2 separate regions of the Homo sapiens genome follow, and region 1 is linked to region 2. Evidence: chromatin loops called from intact Hi-C (ENCODE). Cell type or tissue: Calu3. All regions are shown on one strand. Links, peaks and the distances in the headings refer to the core of each region. The heading gives the core; the rest is flanking DNA.

Evidence for each region. Hi-C counts contacts between places; a loop is a spot of excess contacts. Peaks named below come from ENCODE experiments on the same cell type or tissue, not always from the same donor. Only the 100,000 strongest peaks of a DNase experiment are listed, where the experiment ranks them.
Region 1: a loop joins it to region 2, with 3 times the contacts of the local background. A loop is called at or near these places in 4 of 110 quality-filtered maps.

What each region holds. Positions count from the first base shown.
Region 1 is chr15:97,310,560-97,321,433 of GRCh38, reverse strand. All of the region lies in intron 3 of LINC02253 (long intergenic non-protein coding RNA 2253), which reads right to left. It overlaps LOC105371006 (a long non-coding RNA gene), which reads left to right and starts at 2,113. Exons shown (of 4, transcript NR_188334.1): 1 at 2,113-2,198; 2 at 3,738-3,790; 3 at 9,384-9,462. In Calu3, for the core only: no CTCF peak of the experiment used is centred there; a DNase peak (open chromatin) is centred at 4,873.
Region 2 is chr15:97,240,105-97,250,978 of GRCh38, reverse strand. The region is part of intron 2 of LINC02253 (long intergenic non-protein coding RNA 2253); the gene reads right to left. Among named protein-coding and RNA genes, the nearest start is that of LINC02253, 11 kb to the right of the region's middle. In Calu3, for the core only: a CTCF peak has its summit at 5,001; a DNase peak (open chromatin) is centred at 5,008.

The DNA.
Region 1 (10,874 bases), core at 3,601-6,100, 71 kb before region 2:
TTTAATCATTTTTAAGTACACAGCTCAATGGCATGAAGTGCATTCACAAAACTGAATCTCTGTACCCACTAAGCAATAAATTCTTATTACGTTTCCCCTAGTTCCTAGCTACCACCCTTCTGCTTTCTCTTTCTGACTTTACTCCAAATACTTCATTTGGTGCTATCATCCACATTTGTCCCTGGCTTATTTAACTTTTCCCAATGTCTTCGAGCTTCATCTACATTGTAGCATGTGTCAGAATTTCCTTCTTTTTTATGGCTGTATAATATTCCACTTTATCTACGATCACATTTTGTTTATCTATTCATCTTCTGACAGACACCTGGGTTGCTTCTACCTTCAGCTATTGCTAATAATGCTGCTATGAACACAGTGGTACAAATATAGTGTCCCTGATTTTAATACTTTTGGTTATGGGGTGAAAATTAGGGATCATGTGGTAATTCTAATTTAAATGTTTTGAGAAACCACCATACTGCTTTCCATCCCAGCTGTACCATTGTTCATTCCCAACAGCATTGCATAAGGGTTGCAAGTTCTCCATGTTCTCAGAAACTCTTGTTATTTTATGTGTTTTTTATGATAGCAATCCTAATGTATATGAAGTAGGATCTTATAGTTTTGATTTGCATTCCCCCATGATTAGTGGTTTTTGAGCATCTTTTTGTATCTTCACTGGCTGTTTGTATATGTTTGGAGAAACAACTAATCAAGTCCTTTGTCCACAAAACAGATCCACAGCCTAATTTAGCTCCTAAGAGCTAAATTATAAAAGACTTAGAAGAAAACACAGGGGGAAAGCTTCATGTCATTAGATTTAACAATGAGATCTTGGCTATGACACCAAAAGTGCAGGCAACCAAAGAAAAAAATAGACAGATTGAACTTCATGAAAACTTTTAAAAATTATACATCAAAAGACAATATCAACAGAGTAAACAGGCAAGCCACAGAATGGGAGATAATAATATTTGCAGTTCACACATCAGAAAATAGATTAATATTCAGAGCATATAGAGAACTCCTGAAACTCAACAATAAATTTTGTTTTAACTGTCAGAGCTAAGGATAACTATCAGAATATTTTAGTATCACTCCTCACAGCAGCTGTACTGCACTTTAAAAAAAAAAACAAACTATATTCTCTCAACTCATACTGGGAAGCCTGAACTTATGTGTTAGTGGAATCTAAATTCTGAAGGCTGGAAGTATTGAAGGCATAACTAGAATAAGAAGCTGTATTTCCTTTGAGTTTTTTTCTTTTTTATCATTTTTCATTTTCTCTCTAGTATTACAAATTAGCAGATGAAGAAAACAGCTCTCTGTGCTTATGTGTGTGCATTTAGAAGTAGAGCAGGCATTTTTATCAGCTAGACAGTGAGCTTTTAAAGCAAATTAGTAAGAAGAGAAGCAGGGAGGTCCAAATAAAATCTACTCAAAGTGGAGAGCAATTGTAATGGGGCTGGGGGTGGACTGAAATATTGATTCCTAATACTTACTCTCTTCGTTATTACACGCAGTGACAAAAACTATCAAATTATAACCAGAGGCCATTTTGCGGGAAAGGGCAAGAGAAGAGAACAACCACAGATGGAAACTGCCATCCAATTTTTGTAGCACAGTAGTGACGGCGACAAAAGGTCAGCAAAGGGGAAGGTAAATAATGTAGGAACAATGCTGAATCTGGGTTCTGATTCAGGCAACAGGAGCTCAGGCCTGCATGCCTACTTTTTGATTTTACCATGGCTGGACTTTCAGAAAGACAGCCCTAGTCACACGCCTCCTCATCCCACCTTTTTCATCTGTCTCATCCCTCCCATACGACTTCTGCCAGAGAGCACCTAGCAAAATGCCTCTCGTACACAACCAACAGTTACTCATCTACTAAGGTAAGGTATGCCAACATTGTATTATCTACTGAGTGAATTATTAAACAAGGGTGGAAGGGAAATTAATGAAGCAATGGAAAACCTGAAACTTAGAGTAATAATTTCCTTCCCCCCGACAAGGGGGAACAGGATGTTAGCGCTTAGCAAATCAGGTGTGTCCACACTTTGATCTTTATCTTGGAGATTCTTTTACATTATGAATTCTAGAACAGTGGTAAGTGGTAGCTTCTACAAACAGAAATTTACTGCCAATGAAATTAAATGTGTGGCTACAACATCAAACAACCAGAATTTAAGAATTATTACGTATGTTCTTTTCTTATCCTATATATAAGAAATAAAGCTTACATATTTACATAATATTCATGTTTTAATCTTTTAGCATTTAAACTAAATTCCCACTCAAATGAGTTAGTGAAAGATTCAAAAATTTCTATTTTGTCTCTTCATTTGTTAGTATTATTCATAACCAAAATAAACATTAAACACAATAGGCATCCTAATTTTTTTTTTTTTTGAGACAGAGTCTTGCTCTGTCACCCAGGCTGGAGTGCAGTGGTGCGATCTCGGCTCACTGCAACCTGCACCTCCCTGGTTCAAGCAATTCCCCTGCCTCATCCTCCCGGGTAGCTGGGATTACAGGCACACGCCATCAGGCACGACTAATTTTTTATTATTTTTAGTAGAGATGGGGTTTCACCATATTGGCCAGACTGGTCTCGAACTCCTGACCTCAAGCAATCTGCCTGCCTCAGCCTCCCAAAGTGCTGGGATTACAGGCATGAGCCACCGCAACAGGCCAGCATCCTATTTTTTTTAACGTAACTACAGTGTTGACATTCCTGATTATTATTTCATAACAAGAAAACTGAAGGCCACGCTAGTGTAAAATATGTGACCTCTTTTTTTTTTTTTTTTTCTACTAAGAAGCATTAAAGACGATGCAAGTTTCCTTTTGGAAGAAGAATCTTTTTGCCACCAAGCTGGTATTAATTTCCTGTTCAAAAGGGGCTACGTTGTCAATGTGACACTTTAATCAGCCCCCAATGTGACTGGGAAATGCCGACTTCACAATCAATGTCAATGTATTTCATGTCGTCTCGATACCTCTTAGTCATTTTGCTTCAGAAGTGCGTGAACAGGGTCAATATATTTCATTAGTTTGTTTCATCTGAAGGAGAGTACAACACGAGAACTTTGATTATATTATAAGAATTGCTTTAATGTGACACCGATTCCCTGATTGTGCTATACCAGACATTCAAGGGCTGGAGGGCAACAAAACCATCTTTCCCCTAAACATTCATCCAGCCACCACCAGCAAAATGTGCCGCAAATGAAAGAAGAAAATAAGATCCAACTCAATTTACATAGTGGAGATGAGATTATGCTGTCATAAATGCATTATAAAACAGAATCATGGAGATTAACTTTGAAGAATGCCAGTGAATAGTAACAATTCTTTTCCACTGTCTAATTGTAGCAGTAAAAATATTTATGACTCTAAAATTTAATAGTTATTTTCATAGTACTGCTACATAATTAACTGCAATAGAATGTTTGTGCATTCTTTCTCAGTGAATTTTACAGCTTCATGACTATCAAACAAATACGAAGTGACTGCATTAGTCCCATCTAATTCTTCCTTTAAAATTATTCAATGGCACTTTTATCCAACAATCCTTGTTGTTTACATCTGACCTCTTTCTAGATGGAGAGGCTACCATCCAGCTCCTCATGAAGTGGATCTTGTAGAGTAGCTATTCACTTTGACTTTTATTATAAGATATGGTATATATTTCCTTGTATTTTGCTTTGTTTCACTGTTTATCTCTACCATTTCAGAGAACAGAATAAAGTGAGGGTCTGAAGAATTATCCATAAAGCATGATCCTTTCGTAAGTCAATTTCTGAATGCAGAATTCCTTTTTGCTTAGACTGTGTTTTGTTATTGCACTCTAGCATGTTCATTTGCCATCTACGCGCCTGCAGATAGAATTATTCACAGTAAACATCCAGGACATACTTTCTTGTTTCTGACCTATACCCCATTCAAATCTTGTCTGAGGTTGGCCATGGCTTCTTGGAGAAATCCAGATGCCCCTGCCCTTATGCTATGTGCTGATTTTTGTGGCTGAGACTTGACTCTTCTTTTTCCAAAAGACTTGTCTGGGGTTTGCCATGTCAGCACTTCCTGTTTTATATCATCATGCTGGAGAGTACCTAGCCAGAACTTCTGGCCAAATCACTGCTCGGTATCCCTTCCAAAGTCTATAGGTATTCAGGAGACAGAAGTCAGATATACTTTTACTGAAATCACATTTTTTCTTAATATCTTCATTCCATTTCTTAAGAAAAAGACTGACATAAAATACATTCTATTATTTTAAAAAACAAGCAATGTTATTGACCTTTAATGAGTATTGTCTCTCCAAAATACTAAAAGAAACCCCATAAATGCAGCTTATCTTGCACTTAATGCATTAGTATCATAAAACACAATTTTAAAAAGCCATGTCATTATGGTCTTTTATGCTTCTTAGGCATTTTCATTTCACAAAGGAAATCAGCCTTTTTGCCAAGATAAAGAGAATTAGGGAGAATGAAATTTTATGTAGCAATATTTTACTCCTATTCATAAATATTTTTTGAATTTTAAAGTCTGTTATTAAAAAGTCATCAGTAGTTCTGCTAATAGCTATTATCTTTATTTTATCACAGAGTATAAAGACAGATATTATTCACTAATGGTTATAAGCGATCATAACCAAAGTAACTTTTAACACAAGATTCCAGTAAAAATGTCTGTTAGGTAATGCTATACTTTAGATGTTTATTCCCTCCGAATCTCATGTTGAAATTTAATTCCCAAAATTGGAGGTGAGGCCTAATGGGAGGTGTGTGAGTCATGGAACTGGATCTCTCAGTGACAGATTGATTAATGCCCTTTCTTGTTGGAGGTGAGTGCATTCTCCCGCTATTAGTTCTCTAAGTGCTCTCTAGAGAGCTGTTTGTTGAAAGGAGTCTGGCACCTAACCCCATCTCGCTTGCTTCCTCTCTTACCATGTGATCTCTGCACAGCCAGCTCCACTTTGCCTTCTACCATGAGTGGAAGCAGCCTGAGGCCCTCACCAGAAATCAAGCAGAGGCTGGTGCCATGTATTTTATACAGCTTGCAGAACTATAAGCCAAATAAGCCACTTTTTAAAAATATATTACCCAGATTCAGGTATTCCTTGATAGCAACAACAACAACAAAAAAATAGACAACAACACTCAACAAGTAAACAACTGCAAGAGTAATACAGAAAAATATGGTGTCTATCTTAAACAGATACAAAGAGCATATGCACAGTGCTTAGCAGTATGTTAGAGACATTGTCAGTTCAAATGTCTTTGCTAGTAACAAAATGTCCAACTAAAAGTCATATAAAGTTTATTTTTCACACATAACAAGAAATCTGGAGATAAATGAATGTGGAATTGTGACTCAAAGAGAACTTTGTTCCTCTTTTCACACAGACACCCTTATCATGCTATCTGCAGCCTTGTCACATCAAGGATGCAAGGTAGTTCCAAGCATTTCATTCACATGCATCTTTCAAAGAAATAAGATCATCATGGATTTCCTCATGCACACCATTTCATTTAGCTTTGAAAACAGTGCTTCCCAGAACTTTCCTGGAAGACATTCTTTTTACTGGGACTTGCTTGCTCACATAGCTAACTTCTGCCCTACAGGAATCTAGAGAGGAGTAGCCAGAATTTTCTGCTTCTATCATGAGACAAAGGAAATAAAAGGGGTAGGGGATGGCCATTGGGTAGACAACCAACAATATATTCAACAACATGAAAGTTTATGCTCAGTAAATCCTTAAATCTAAGAATAAAAATACAACTATTAGTTTATTCAATTTGGAGGGAGATCCTCTATAAAGATAGGGCAAACAAAATAATCATAGTCTTAATTTAAGAAAGACTGGATTTAGGGCAAGAATCATGAGACAAATGAAAGCACTTTAAAATACTGAGGTTATAGTTACATTGGAATGCTGTGCCAACTTTAAAAATAATGAGACAAATCTTTAGATTGTTTTAGGGAATCATCTCTAAAATCTGTGTCTATGATTACACACACATACACATTACTGAAAACTGTGTAATGCCTGAGAGTATTAAAAATGTATAAACTCACCTATAACTACATACACATTTATGCTTGCAAATGCATTGAAAGTTTTAAAAAAAATTATCCAAGAAACTTATGACAGTTTCTGGGAATCTGGATGCCTGGTGAGCAAGGAGAAAAATAGACTTATTTTCTAATAAATATCCTTTTGTATCTTCTAAATTTTATGCCACATGGATAGTTTAACTATTTTTATTTCTCATAATATATTTATATATAAATGTGTGCCTATATATCAATAAATATCATAAACAGATGTAACTTTTTATTTTAAAGGAGGGTAGTAAGAAAAAGAGAAAAGATGTATGGCACCAATAATAAGGAAACCATTAAAACTTCTAACTGTGCAAGATTAGAACAGGATCCAACCCAGACTATGAAAAAATCTAAGTGATGAAAACACAGCATTGCTCACATGCTATTTGATAGAGAATAATTGGTCTAAAGCAGATTAATGATAGATTTTCTTATTGATATCTTTAAGAGGATGTTGATTTCTGTTTGTATATGCAAGTCCAGTTTATTATAATAAATACCTGCCTAGGAGAAATAGAAAGCATAAAGAGGTCCTTTTATGATTTTATGCAGTGCTACTTCCTCCATCTCACCAGATAGAAAATAATGACAATGGTACTAATGATGATAATCAAAAATATTCTTAGTGGTGATGCAGTATTCCTCAATTTTGTAACCATAGATAAGTTTTTAGGATTAAATAACAATTATAAATTTAAATTGAGAGGGTACAAATTTTGACTATTGAACTACACCACAAGGAAAGCAACTTTCTTCATTTTTATGACTAGCATTAAGGGAAGCAATAATATGGCTGTGAAATAGCTAATCAAACTTATGGATACATTTCTGGCTTATGGGTACTTTTTCCTCTTTCCTTTCCTTTGCTATCCTCTCATTTCTTTTAAATGATTAAAGCAGGAGGTAATTTTAAACAAACTTTTTTTGAAACTGATCATGGACAGTGATTTTTGCCACTTGCAGGTCTTTCTATTCTAGAATTTAATCTAGTTATAAACTTGCCATATCTCAATAATATTGTCGGTACAGACAATAACACTCAGCAAATATATTTTAAACTCTCAGAAATTCAGTCACAAGATCGGTTACAACTTTTGCTATCAAGGGAACTTCCCAGGCATATTCCAGTTTGAAGATTCTGCCAAGAAATCTGAGCTCTGTTCAAAGTTCTAGCTGTCATTTCATGAAAGAATCCTGGAATTTTAACAGTTTAAACAAAAAGCCTTCTAACATCTTCCTTTCCCACTGGGAATACACTTCCAAAAGCCTCAGAATCTGATAAAACATTTTCTGGGACTTCATTAAATTTTATTTCAAACATATTATATGTTTAAATGTATATACGTGTTTTCCATGTGACCAATATTTTATATAACAGAAATATATGTAATGATAGCTGCAAAGAAGAATGAAATGGGCATATAAAATGGCCATACGATTTTATTTTTAAAACTGCTGCTTGAATGCCTGATTATTTAGTTGCATTTTTCACTCATTCCTCACTCCAATTCTCAGTTTGTTATTGTTATTACAACTTATTTCCTATTTAGTTACTCTGTAGTCAGCACTATTTTAAATCTTGGGAAAAAAATCTACAGTTTCTGTGACTTTGCAAAAGTAATTTAATTGACTCAGGACCTGACCTCCAAACTACAGCGATGCGATTAAACTGAAGCAGAGTACCAATCATCTGAAATTCCCTTATAATCCTCCACAGAGGCCAGGTTTGCTGGTGCCCATATTCACGTAGAGGCCAAGTTTGCTTGATGAATGCGAAGGATTGTTCAGTTGGCCAAGCAAGTCAATGAACACAATGTGCCTGTTACACTAGGATCTTCCGTCTAAGTCAATGGGGTTGTGTCTCCAACTAAAGGAAGGATGGGAACCCTCTTCTTGGAAAGACTTAAAAGTTATTACATTTTTTAGAGAAAAGTAGATGTATTATTTATTCATAAGGCCAAACTTATGATGAATGAGAGTAATTAATATGCTCCCTGGTTAGAATGGGTGGCAGAAAGAATTAGCTGAGGGGTTAAAAGAAAAGTTTATCTGTGTTTAGTATCTCAGGAAATAAGGTTACCTGTAGTAAATTAAGTGTTTTGGTGTCTCAATATTACTTGCTAGCTAAAGCATTTAGCACTAGCTTTAGCATGACAAGTAGGAAGAAAATCCTTAATATTTATATTGCATTGGTAGGAATATAAGGCTTAATGTAGAGTTCATAGAATTCCTTTTATAAAATGGCTTGTACAGCATATGATATATTTAGAACACTAAATGAATTAAATGCCTCCAGATGAAGGTTGCTGCTGAGCATGACAGTGAATGAGCCACAATGCAGATTCATTGATTATCTTAATTTTAAGAGTCAATAGCAGGCCCAGCCTACTCTGAATAGATATTCTCTACAACAAATGCTCTCAGTCCCCTCACTAGCATGTCAGATCACTTTTGTGATGGCATTTCGAACTCTGGAAAAGAAAGACACTGTGGAAATTCAAGGTCAGGTCTTATTGTAGTTGTTATTACTGTAAAAACATAACCAGCCAGAATAGATTACTTTAACTGAATTTTTAGTTTAACTGAGAGTCATCCAAAATGCCCTTTTTAAAAACATCTGTAGTTTAAACATGACTTATATGTATTAATCCTGTTTCCTCTCTTAGACACTGCAAGCAAAAGCGAAGTTTTTTAAATGGCTCATCATTTTGTAAAAGCTCTTTTTTTTGTTATTTTGAATGAAATAACATTAAATGAAGAAAGGAAATTGGAATAAAAACAAGATAAGCACTTTTCCCAATTTTGTCATTCGCTTGCTCTGTGATCTTGAGCTTTTCCTGTGTTGTGACTCAGTTCCCTTCTAACCAAGAAAGTTACACTTGTCCTAGCCACTTTCCAAAGCTGTCAAGAGGTTCACCTTTGCAAAGAAACATGCGTACACTTTGGTTAGCATAGAGCATTATAGAAATATTAAAGATTCTGTGGTTAGAGAAAGCAGACTGAGCTAAATATATACCAACCCTAGATTATACCCTAAGGGGGTGAGTTTCTGTTTGATTCATTTTCAGTAGTTCTTTGCTACAGCATTAAATTATTAATAAGTTGCATCTGTTGCCTAAAAATATAATTTGAAATCATATCTGCCAATAATCAATGATTTAACCTAGGCTCTAGTTTTTAAAAGTTTCTCTTGGCTGCCATGTAGTGAGTATCCTTTATGTCCTGGATATCATGCTACACGAACCTTTTGTAATTCTTATCCACAGTAGGAGATTAGAAAGAATCCTGATTTCTTGCTTCTTATCAACAATGTAGAACTTTCTTCTGGTTCTTTCCTTGTACAAGGTAAGCAGTGTGAACCTTTGAAAGGTCATTATGAACCTCCAGTTAACCTTCCAGCAACTGTCCTAGCCTTTCAATTTTATGTTATTATGTAAACAATAAAACAATGAAGATTAATTTATTTTAATAATAAAGAACTTCATTGACAACCTGCTTATGGTTAGACACTATGTCAATTGCTGAAGACAAAAATGAAGCTCACATCACTTGTGAGGCTGCCTTTGTCTCTGAGGAAGCAGAATGAGTAAGTAAATAAATACAATACAGTGAGCTAACAACGATGGCAAAATTATGAATACTGTACTAGGAGACCATGCACAAGGAAGAGACAAAGTCAGCTGGCAGTGTTAGGGAAATTCTTCCTAAACAAGAATATATTTGGTGGATGAAATAACATTGTTAGTTGGAGAAACGGGTGTCATATCCAGGATCAATTTCCATGTGGATAGAAGCATAGACATGAAAATGTGAATCTTTTCTTGAGAATAATTGCAGCTCTGTTTTGTGAGAGCTGTGGGCAGTGGGAAGAGGTACAAGATGAAAATGGGTTTGGGCCATATTATGAAGGACCTGCTATGCTGTTCCCAGGAGTATGGCTTAAGATGCTAAAAGCAATGGGAAAATATTCAAGATTTCCAGTAGGAGTATGATATGATCTATTTTAGAAAGTTATGTAATATATGGAATTGGTGGTAGAGTTAGGAAGATGTAGAAAAAAATCTACGTTTTGGGACAAAAAAACGAGGGTCTAAACAAAAGCAGTTCTGAGACATTTTAGAGTAAAGGCATAGTGATCCTTTTGTTCTAAGGGAGAGAGACAGGGAGAAGTTCACGTGCCACACAATAGTTTAAGTGGGTAATGAATGATAATGACATTAACAGTAATAATGAAGGCAAATATGGGAAAAAAATACTCCTTTGGGACTTAGTATCAGTGATGCTGTAAAACATCAAAGTGAAAATGTCCAGGAAGCAACTAGAAAACTGGATCGATAGCTCAAAAATAATAGATGATGTATCTTTGTTCATCAGCAGCAGCTGATGTTACTGAAACGGATGGAAGATACTGAAATCACCCCAAAACATGCTCCATTAACCTACAGAATTAATAGTTTCTCTAATATATCAACACTTACTTTCTTCTGTAGTCTTTCATAAAAATGGGTTTCATGACACTAGGTTATTATTTTATAGGTGTCAACTGTTACTAAGGTAATCCTAAAATTTAAAGTATAAATCAAATCAGGGATGCTATTAATAAATATGCTTAAGAAACAGGTGCAGACTGGGACTGTTCCTGACACACTGAAACATAGGATTATGCTAATTATTGTCCATCAATTTTTTTATAACCCTTTATCATTCTAGAAGATCCATGCATGCCATCATTAACTTGGATAATAGGAATTCAATTT
Region 2 (10,874 bases), core at 4,046-6,545:
CTTCAGCTCTTTATTTGCTGCTTATTTGGCCCCAGAAATGCTTTCCTGGCCCTCTTCCTCCAAGGGCTCCACCCTGAAGCCAGTGATCCAATTAAGAAACTGGCAAATGAAAAATCTTGCAAATGCCAAATCTTCTACCTGTATGTGTTGTGTGTGTGTGTGGCATTTATATATAAAAGAGCTCTGATTAATTGGCTTAGAAAGATAAGCACTTAAATATTTTGTCACAAAAATAGAAACTTTAATGCCTTTTGTTCTCGTGACTTTAGTAATCTTTTGGAAATAAAGACACTTTTAAAGATTATTGGTAAATAAAAAGCCTTGAAAATGTAGACATTTGGTCTAAATTAAGGTCAGAGATCAGATTTGCTAAATGCTTTAAGGTCAAATTATTTCTTTGACTTTTGAAAATTGTTCGATTTACCTACTTTGGAGCATTAGATTATAGATAAGCCTGGGGACATATGGAGAGCCATCCCCTCTAGATATGCTAAAAAGAGTCAGACTTTATCTTCATTTCTGTCTGATTTCCTAGGCTCCATCCCTGGTACATAATTAAAATCACTTACTTATCAGGTTTTTCACTAAAAATAAAAGTTGCTAAGAGTTAACATTGTAACATGCAATTGAGACCACTGGAGAGACAATTTTACAAACAAGGTGTGTAGGGAATGTGTTTTTGGTAAAAGATTATAAGAAGGCATAGGAATATGGCTTTTGTTAAAGGGAATGTAATTTTGTCTAGTTCAGAGGGTTTTAAAGATTGTCTTAACCTAAAAGAGTAACGGAAGAAAACTGAAGGTTTAAGCAAAGTAAAAAGGATTTGTAAAAAGGATTGATCTGATAAAAAAATTCTGTGGGTATAAACAAATTGGCTAAAATTTAAAAGAAATTATTTAGCTTTTATCTGCAGATTAAAACATTAAGATAATGATGTTGTAAGGCCAGAATCTGGGCCCATGTGTCCGAAAAACAGGGTTTTCTTAGAAAATTGACCTGCTGTTTGATGGAAAATTGTAAAGGGATCTAAAAAGTGTATTGAAATCTTATGTTCAAACTAATTAAAACTGGACAGAGATACAAAATTTTATTTAAAAAACTAGCTTTTACGTTAAGGATGCACTAATGCAAACATGAAATTTGTTTTTCTCTTTTGAAGACGATTTTTGTGTAACATTAAAAGATAATGAAAGACTTTTGCTTTCTCTCCCATGGGTAAATGGCAGGGAAAAAAAGGAGGAGAGAGAAAAGACAAATTTAGCCTCATGCTACCTTTATTGGATGTTGCTTGGAAAGCTAAGTCTCCTCTACTAGAGTAAAGGTTTTCTTTTTTAAAGCTTATTTAGAGTTATCATTTTGGCCAAAATGAATGACTTAAGGTAACCTGGGATTCTATTTTGTGATATCAAGTGTTTTAAACCTTTGATATTTGACAAACTTTCCAAAATCAAATTATAAAGTATGTCTCTTTCTGGACTAATCTTTTAGATATTAGGTTCTCTAAAGTCCAAAAATGACATTTGGCTCATTTTGTATAGAAATCATACAGGAAGCACTGCCAAATATGAAATGGTGTTTGGCTTTCTTTGGGTTATATTTGTGTAAATGTGTTATAGGCGTATGTTCTGAAATTAAGTAAAACTCCTATAATTCTAATATGACTTAGTATATGTTATCTATCTGTAATAATTATAATTATTATGTTAAATGACTGTGTGCCACAGAGGTAAAAAATTTACTTGTCAACCATGTCTTTAACTGCAGCTGGCCTAAAAGTGTTTTTGTCATTCACAGACAATTGTTGTCTCATTTTCATCCTCTTTAAAAGATGGTTTTATAATCAGCTATAAAATTTAACAGGTGCTCTTAAATGCAGGATTCTGACTAATAACTCTGGAGATTGTGACATTAGAAGAGAGGGAAAACTTTCAAATAGAAGAGTGAATGGTGTTTGGTTTTCTTTGGACTGTATTTGTATAAATATTATATTATTAGTATGTGTTCCAAAATTTATGGGAAACTTCTATAATTCTGATATGATTTAATGTACATTATTAATAATAATTGTTATATAAAATTGTTGTATGCCACAGAAGTAACCAAAATTCCTAGTCACCTGTAGCTTTAATAGGGGCTATTTACTTGTCATCCACAGACATTTTGTCTTGTTTTGATCCTTTTCAAAAGGCAGTTTATAATCAGATATAGGACTGTGAGTGCAGGTCTCAGACAACTTTAAAAATTGTGCTATTTGAATAGAGGAAAAAATGAAACTTCTAGGAGTCTCATGGAGATCTGATGTGTTAAACGTTGCTGATCCTTTTGTTTTCAGAGTCAAGATAACTTATTTCTTTAAAGCTATTTGCAACTTTAACAAGTGAGTAAAATATACTCCTGTGAACAAAATTTGGAGCATATTTGTTCCCCTCTACCTGATTTCTCCAGAATTTGGAAACTATTTGTGAGTATTCTCAATTTATGGCAGTACAGTTAATTGCATAAGTGCAATAAGAATCTGTTTTCTTTTGTAACAGGATATAATTGGAGAAATTGGTTATTTTACCAAGGCTTTGACTGGAATGGCATGCCTCCTTTAAAGAATCAAAGTTGACTTATAGAGCCAATTAAAGCCCATTGGGGCATCTGGCCTCATACTTTGTCCGCATAGAGTACCTGTACAAGATACCTGTACAGGAACCTGTACAAGGTTCCTGACCTGTGGTAAGTAAAGAATGTCACTTTCTAACAGGCCCAGGAACCCCAAGTTACCTTGGGACCTCAAGAGGAGAGGAATTTGCCCAACTCATAGGTACTTGAGGGTACAGACCCATGGCTGGGCTCGGCTTTTAATAAGTGTTATCTGAGATTCTTCATGGAACAGAGTTCTAACAAAGCCAATTTAAAAAACCTAAGTAAAAAATAATTATTCTTGCTGCACTTTATGCAAATAATCAGGCCAAATACAGTAAGACTAAAGTTTCTTTTGTAAACAAATCAGTTCTATTGTGATTTGTTTTTAATAAAAATGGGGACTGGAGGGAGACAAAAGTATGCTTCAAAAGAAAAACTGAAGTACACTGTTGTTAACCGTTCTTAAGGTTTTTTCTGCAGTTTAGACTAAATTCTAAATTCATTGTGGGTTAGAAGTCTCCAAACTAATGTTTTCAAATCTTTGCTTTTAAAATTGGGAATTGTAGTCCTCATCCTAGGACTCGTTATTTATCTTATAAACATGCTGTTTACTTAAATATCATCCTGAAACATAAATAAAAGTATATTTTTACCACACAAGCCTTGCAAGCCCAGCCAAGCCTGCATAAATACACTCAGACAGTTGTGAAGCAGGTCTACTCTTCTCTCCTTGGGGTTCACTCCCATTCCCGCTATGTCCCCTGTAAGCAGGAAAAATCTAGAGTGATCAACAGCCTCTTCCCATCTTCATAGCCTACACCTAAAGATTAAGGTGTTATAAAACCCAAAGGGAGGGACCGAAAGCGCAATAGCAAAATGATGACTGAGACAGTGAGAGATCTAACTTAATTGACTCCATCTCGCTTCTAACCTCCAAACTGTCCTTGTTCATTCCTGGGCATAGGCTGCACTAACTTCGGGAGAAACATAGTTTATAGTTTAAACAAAGACGGTTAGAGTCCTTTCTCAAAGCAGACTTCCTTCTTGCCTGGGGACTAGATTGCCTTTGTAGGACTAACATTAGCCACAAGATTAGAAATTATAGTTCAGGAGTCATGCAGCTGGAGGCTACAAGATTCTGACCCTCCCTAAACTGCTTCTAAGATCAGTGCTTGAGATATTTGGCAGAGCCTGCACTTGATGGATCAGCTGGCACCTCCCAGATCAATAAACTGGCTCATCTGATCTTGTGGCTCCCACCCAGGAACTGACTCAGCGCAAGAAGACAGCTTTGACTCCCTAAGATTTCATCCCTGAACAATCAGCACTCCCGGCTCACCGGCTTCCCCCAATCCACCACGTAATCCTTAAAAACTCTGCTCCCCTAATGCTTGGGGAGATTGATTTGAGTATTTAAACAATTCTGGTCTCTCACACACACACAAAGAAAAAAAGAAAATCGAGGTTGCAAAGAATAAGTGACCTCTGGATATTTTTGTTCACTTCTAGTTCCTTATCATGTTTATTAAGATGTTATTTTAAATATAACTATAGCATTATTAAACTGGATATTTCCTCAGAAAAATATTTAATGTGAACTTAAGTGATACTTCTGAAGCAGTGGAATTCTGGTTTCTTTCACTATATTTGATACACTAAGATGAACATTTTCTCCATATTTACAGAAATAATCTGGTTTGTACTCAAACTACATTCTCAAAACAAAGCAGAATATAAAATGGATTTTTTAAATAAGTAAATGTGTAGTATTTTTTCAAGTTTCTATTTCAGGAATCTATTTCCAAATCCATTAATGAAGTGAATATATTTCTCTAAAAATATTTAAAATATTCCTATATAAATTGTAACCTGAAGCAACTAATCATCTTCTAATTTAGCTTAAAGAAAAAAATACAGGAATAGAAAACGTGTGTGTGTGTGTGTGTGTGTGTGTGTGTGTGTGTGTGTGTGATTTTTGGAAGGTTGTCCAAGAGACTGGTATTTTTTTCACCTGACTCAGAGTACTGATATAGAACCAAAATACTTTGGATAACTGGTAGCCACTTAGTACAAAAGAGAGTTCAGTGGCTTCTTGCAGTGCCAGAAGTGCCAGTACTTGTCACACTGTAGACAAAGGCCAAAACAGCTCACCACAATTGGGAAAAAGTATCCTGCTAATGACTTTTACAATGAGATGGAAAGAGAAGAATCGAATATATGTCCAATTTTTTAGCTTTTTAAGAGGCTACCTAAGGGACTGATTTTTGTCTCATGTGACTTAGGGCACTGATGAGGAGCTGTCATAGTTTGAATGCCTGGGGACTGCAAAGAACAAAAGAGAGCTTGGCATATAGTTCTGGAGAACCTGCAGTACCACAGACAGACACAAGAGAGAGCAAGAGCCCACAAACTCCTAAAAAAGAAACCAGCAAATCTCTCTAATCTGGAAATTACATGCACAAGCTCAGAGAAAATGCATTTCCATAACATGTTTGAGAGGCCCTCTGAATCTCTAGTCATGCTGACTGATGAAGGTATTCCCCTGTATGAAATCAGTCTGTAAAAACTCGAAGTGTTAGTTGTTTTTTCAAATAAAAAAATTACAACAAAAAATAAGAAGACACATGAAGAAACAGGAGAACATGACCCAATTAACGGAACAAACTAAATCTCTAGAAACTGACTCTAAAGAAATTGATATTTACAAACTATCTAAAAAAGAATTCAAAATCATTGCTTTACAGAAGCTCAGTGTGCTGCAAGAGAATGCCAGATAGACAACTAAATGAAATCAGAAAAACCACAAATGAGCAAAATGAGAATATGTACAGAGATAGAAACTACATGAGAAAAAGCGAAGTAATTTTAGAGCTGGAAAATAAAATAGGTGAATTGAAAAATTCACTACAGCAGATCAACAGCAGATCTCACAAAGCAAAAAAAAAAAAAAGTCAGTAAACTCTAACACAGGTCATTTGAAATTATCAAGTCATAATAATAAAAAGAAAAAAGAATGAAGAAAAGTAAAGAAAGTCTAATTGATGTACCAGCACCCACGAGCAGACCAATATACACATTATGTGAGAGTCTGAAAGAGAAGAGAGAAAGATTAGAGCAGAGAGTTTATTTGAAGAAATAATGGCCAAAATTATCTGAAATGTGAGGAAGAAAACAGACCACATTAAATTCAAGAAGCTCAAATAACTTTAACTAAGAAAAACCCAAATAGGTACAAATCAAGACACATTATATTCAGACTGACAAAAGTGAAAGGAGAGACTTGAAACTAGTAAGAGAAAAGCAACTCATCACATGAAAGGAGCTGCCATAAGATTATCAGTGGGTTTTTTAGCAGAGACTTTAGAGGCCGAAGTGAGTGGGACGATACATTCAAAAGGCAAAAATAAATAAAAATTGCAGCCAAACATAAAAACTGTATCTGTCAAAACTATCTTTCATAAACCAAAAAGAAATAACTTCCCAGATGAACAAAAGTGGAGGGAGTTCATCACTACCAGACCTACATAAAAACTACCAAAGACAGTCCTTGGCGTTGAACAAAAAGGACACTATGTAGCAACATAAAAGCACAGAAAAACATAAAGCTCTCTGGTAAAGCCAAATATAGAGATAAATACAGAATTCTATAATATTGTAATGGTGTTGCATACAGCACTTTTAATTCAAGTAAAAAATGTAAGCAATATAAGCATAACTACAACTGTAAAACAATGTTAATGAATACAAAATATTTTTTAAAATGTAATTTGTAACATCAGTAACAAGTATGTGGTAAGGAGATCTGAAAGAGTAGTTTTGTATATAATTGTAGCTAAGCGGTTCTCATTTTAAAATAGATTGCTACAATTCTCGATGTTGTATGGGATCCCCATGATAACTACAAAGAAGATACTTATAGAAGATGAACAAAATCAATTAAGAAAGAAATAAAAGCATGACACTACAAAGGATCAATGAACCCAAGGGAAGACAGCAAGAGAGAACAAGAGGGACCAAACTAATACCATACATACAGAAGACAATTAACAAAATGGAAATAATAATTCAGTAATTAAGTATAAATGGGTTAAACTCATCAATCAAAAGACACAGTGTAGCTAAATAAATTTTTAAAAAATCAAGATCCAACTATATGTTGTTTATAAAAGACTGACTTTAAATAAAAAAGACATGCATAGGTTGAAAACAAGAAGATGGAAGATTTTTCCATGCAAATTTTAATCAAAAGAGAGGAGGGTTGGCAATACTTATATCAGACAGAATAGGCCTTAAGTCAAAAACTATCACAAGAGACAAAGAAGTACAATATATTGTTATAAAGGTTTAATTCACCAGGAAGATATAACAATTGTAACTATATATGCACCTAATAGCAGAGCACTTATATATATGAAGCAAACATTGACAGAAATAGAGAGATATATAGACAGCAACATAATAATTGTAGGAAATTTTAATACCCTGTTTTCAATAAGAGATAGGCCAACCAGAGAGATCAACAAGAAAATAGACGACTTGAACAACACTATGAACAAATTAGACCAACAGACATATATAGAACACTAAACCCGAAGTTTGCAGAGGAAGGAAATAATGAAGAATAGAGCAGAAATAAACTCAACAAAGAATAGAAAAACAATTTAAAAATCCATAAAATGAAGTGTGTTCTTTGAAAAGTTTAACAAAACTGGCAGATTTTTAGCTGGACTACAAGTAGAGACCCAGTTAGCAAAAGTTAGAAATAAAAGAGGAAACATTACAACCAATGCAAAAGAAAGAAAAGGGATCATAAGAGACAACTATATGAACAATAGTAGGCCAACAAATTAAATAACATAGAATAAATGGATACATTTATAGAAACATACAACCAACCAAGACTGAATCATGAAGAGATAAAAATAAAAAATCTATAACTAATGAGATCGAACGAGTAATTTATCAGTAATAATAATAAAAATTCCCCCGCAAAGAAAAGCACAGGACCAAATGGCATCACTGTATTAAGCAAAGTTGAGGATACAAGTCACCATTCAAAAATCAATTACATTTCCATACATTAACAATGAATAATCTGAAAAGAAAATAATATTCATTTATAATAGTATCAAAAAGAAAAAATACTTAGGAAAAACTATAACCTAGAAGGTGAAGCACCTGTACACTAAAACTACAAAATATTGCCTAAAGAAAGTAAAGACAATATAAGTAAATAGAAAGACATCCTGTTTTCACGGATTGGAAGACTTCATATTCTTAAAATGCACATAGTACCCAAAGTCATCTACAGATTCAATGCAATCTCTGTGAAAATCCCAATGACATTTTTGCAGAAATAAAAAAAATGACTCCAAATAGCCAAAACAATCTTGAGAAAAATTTTAAAAACCTGGAGCCCTCGTATTTCCTAATTTCAAAACATATTACGTAGCTACTATAATCAATATAGTATGGTAATGGCATAAAGATAGACCAATAGGTCTATGAAACAAAACAGAAAAAAATGCTTTACAAAAACTGTTAACATTTATAATGAAATGATCTTTGACAAACTGCTAAGGCTTTGTAATGGAGAAGAATAGTCTCTTCAACAAATAGCTGTAGGAAAGTTAACGTATATTCGTAATGCTTGAGTTTGTTATTGAAAATGCAATTGCTTATTGTATTGTGCCTGTTTTCAAGAAGAAAATGGAGTTTATAAAGGATAAGTCAACTCTAGATATTTTTGTTCATGTCTAGTTTCTTAATGTGTTTATTAATTAATGTTATTTTAAATACAACTATAGTACTATTAAAGTAGATATTTACTCGGGGAATATTTAGTGTGAACTAAAGTGATACTTCTCAAGCAGTAGAACTCACTTGCAGAAGAATGAATTTGAACCCTACCTTACACCATATTCAACATTTATCTCAAAATGGATTAAAGGCCTCAAAACCTGAAACCATAAAACTCCTAGGGAAAAACAAAGTTGAAAAAAAAGTTTTGTAACATTGGATTTTGCAATGATTTCTTGGTTACCACATCAAAAGCACTAGCAAGAAGGCACAAATAGATAAATGATAGCACCAAACTTGAAAACTTCTGTGCAGCAAGCAAAACAATCAACAGAGTTAAAAGGCAACCGACAGAATGAGAGAAAATTTGCAAACCACATATCTGATAACGGATAAATCTCACAAGTACGCAAAAACTCCTATAACTCAACATCAAAAAACACCAATTAGTCAAATTTAAAAATTAGCACTAGACTTAATAGACAGTTTCCAAAGTAGATACACAAATGGCCAATGAGAATATAAAAAGATGTTCAATATCACTAGTCCTTAGGGAAATAAAAATCAAAACCACAAGAAAATTTTACCTTATACCTGTTAGCATGACCATTATGAAAACAAAACAAAATGGAAAACAACACAAGTATTGCTGAGGATGTGGAGAACTTAGAATTGTTTATTGTAATGTAAAATGCACTGTTGATTGTAATGTAAAATGATACGGTTGCTATGAAATACAGTATGGAGGTTCCTCAAAAAATTCAAAATAGAACTACCATATGATCCAACTACCCCATTATTGAGTATATATCCAAAGGAAATGAAATCTGTACATTAAAGAGATATCCACCTTCCCGTGTTTATTGCAGTACTATTCACAATAGCCAAGATATAGAGACAACACAAGTGCCCATTGATGAATAAATGGATAAAGAAAATGTGGTACATACACACAAAGGAATACAATTCAACAACAACAAAAAATAATGAAATTCTGCCATTGGCAACAACATGGATGAACTTGAAGGACATTATGCTAAGTATAATATGCCAGGCACAGAAAAACAAATACTGCATGATCTTTCTCATATGTGGACTCGAAAATAGTTGATCTCATAGAAACAGAGTGTAATTATAGTTATCAGAGACTGGGGATTTAGAGCACACGGGAGGATGGGAAGATGTATGTATTTGTTACTTGGATAGATTTAACCATTCCATAATGTATAAATACTTCAAAACATCATGTGGCTCACAACAAAAAATACAATGTTATCTGTCAATTTTTTAAATTAAAATATTTATAAACCTTTAGAAGATAAATTTAAAAGAAATTTAAAAATAAAAAGAAAAATCAACTGGTATTCAAAGCTTTCCAAACATACTTGAAAATGAAAAGTTGGTTGATGATAAAAATATTAATATTTTGCTTAATGATAGTGCATTATAGGGAAATATTGACATATGGTAATACACTTATTACAGACAGGAAAATCAGAATCTGAAAGCCCCATACCAACATTTTCAATGATTTGGAGAAAAGGTTGTCAAGAACATAAAGAAAATGAGAAAACTCACTGTAAATGGTTTAAAATTTTAATTCAAGAGATAGATTACGTATAGCATTTACTTATTAGCAATTCCTTTTGTGGCAAATAGTTCATAAAGAAATATTTAACTTATTTCTTCAAAGAAAAATGACAATGTAAGAAATCATTTGAGTGTACAAATCTTCCATTTTGATTGTGGTATTTCTAACTCTCAGTTTTTGGAGTATTCAACTGGTATATTATTATATATAACCTGCCATTCTTGCATATGTATTTTCTTTCAATTGTCTTGATCAATACAGGGAAAAATGCTATATAAATAGGGCAATTGAGCTTTATTAGTGTTTGAGGAAAAAAAATTCATCCATGTATAATTTTTGTTTATTTAGAACATTTTTTTAAAAGAAGTGAATGAAAGGAGCTATTTTTAAAGGTCATAATGAATGTTGTAGATGAATCATAGGTACACCTATTTAGCTCTCAAAAGCACAGGGATTCAGGAACAATATTTTTCCACAGTCTTCCTTGGCAAAGGAAGAAAATGAAAAGCATGAAATACAAGATCTGATCTGGGATTTTCATCTGTAATTTATTTAACAAATTTCCAAAGGCTATGATTACACAGAATAAGTAGTTGTGACAACTGTTTTTGGAGTCAGATCTAGATTCATATTCCAGAATTAACTCTTACTAGCTGTGTGAGTTTCAGTACGGACTTCAATCTTCTGTATCTCAGTTTTCTCATATATATCACGGGGTTAATAAGTTGGCATGTTTTATACAACAGTTATAAGAATTACATAAGATAAACAGTTAAATGTTTAATACAGTTCCTGGTGCATGATTAAATCTGTTAGCTATTATTAATGTTATATTATCAAAACAGAAGGGACA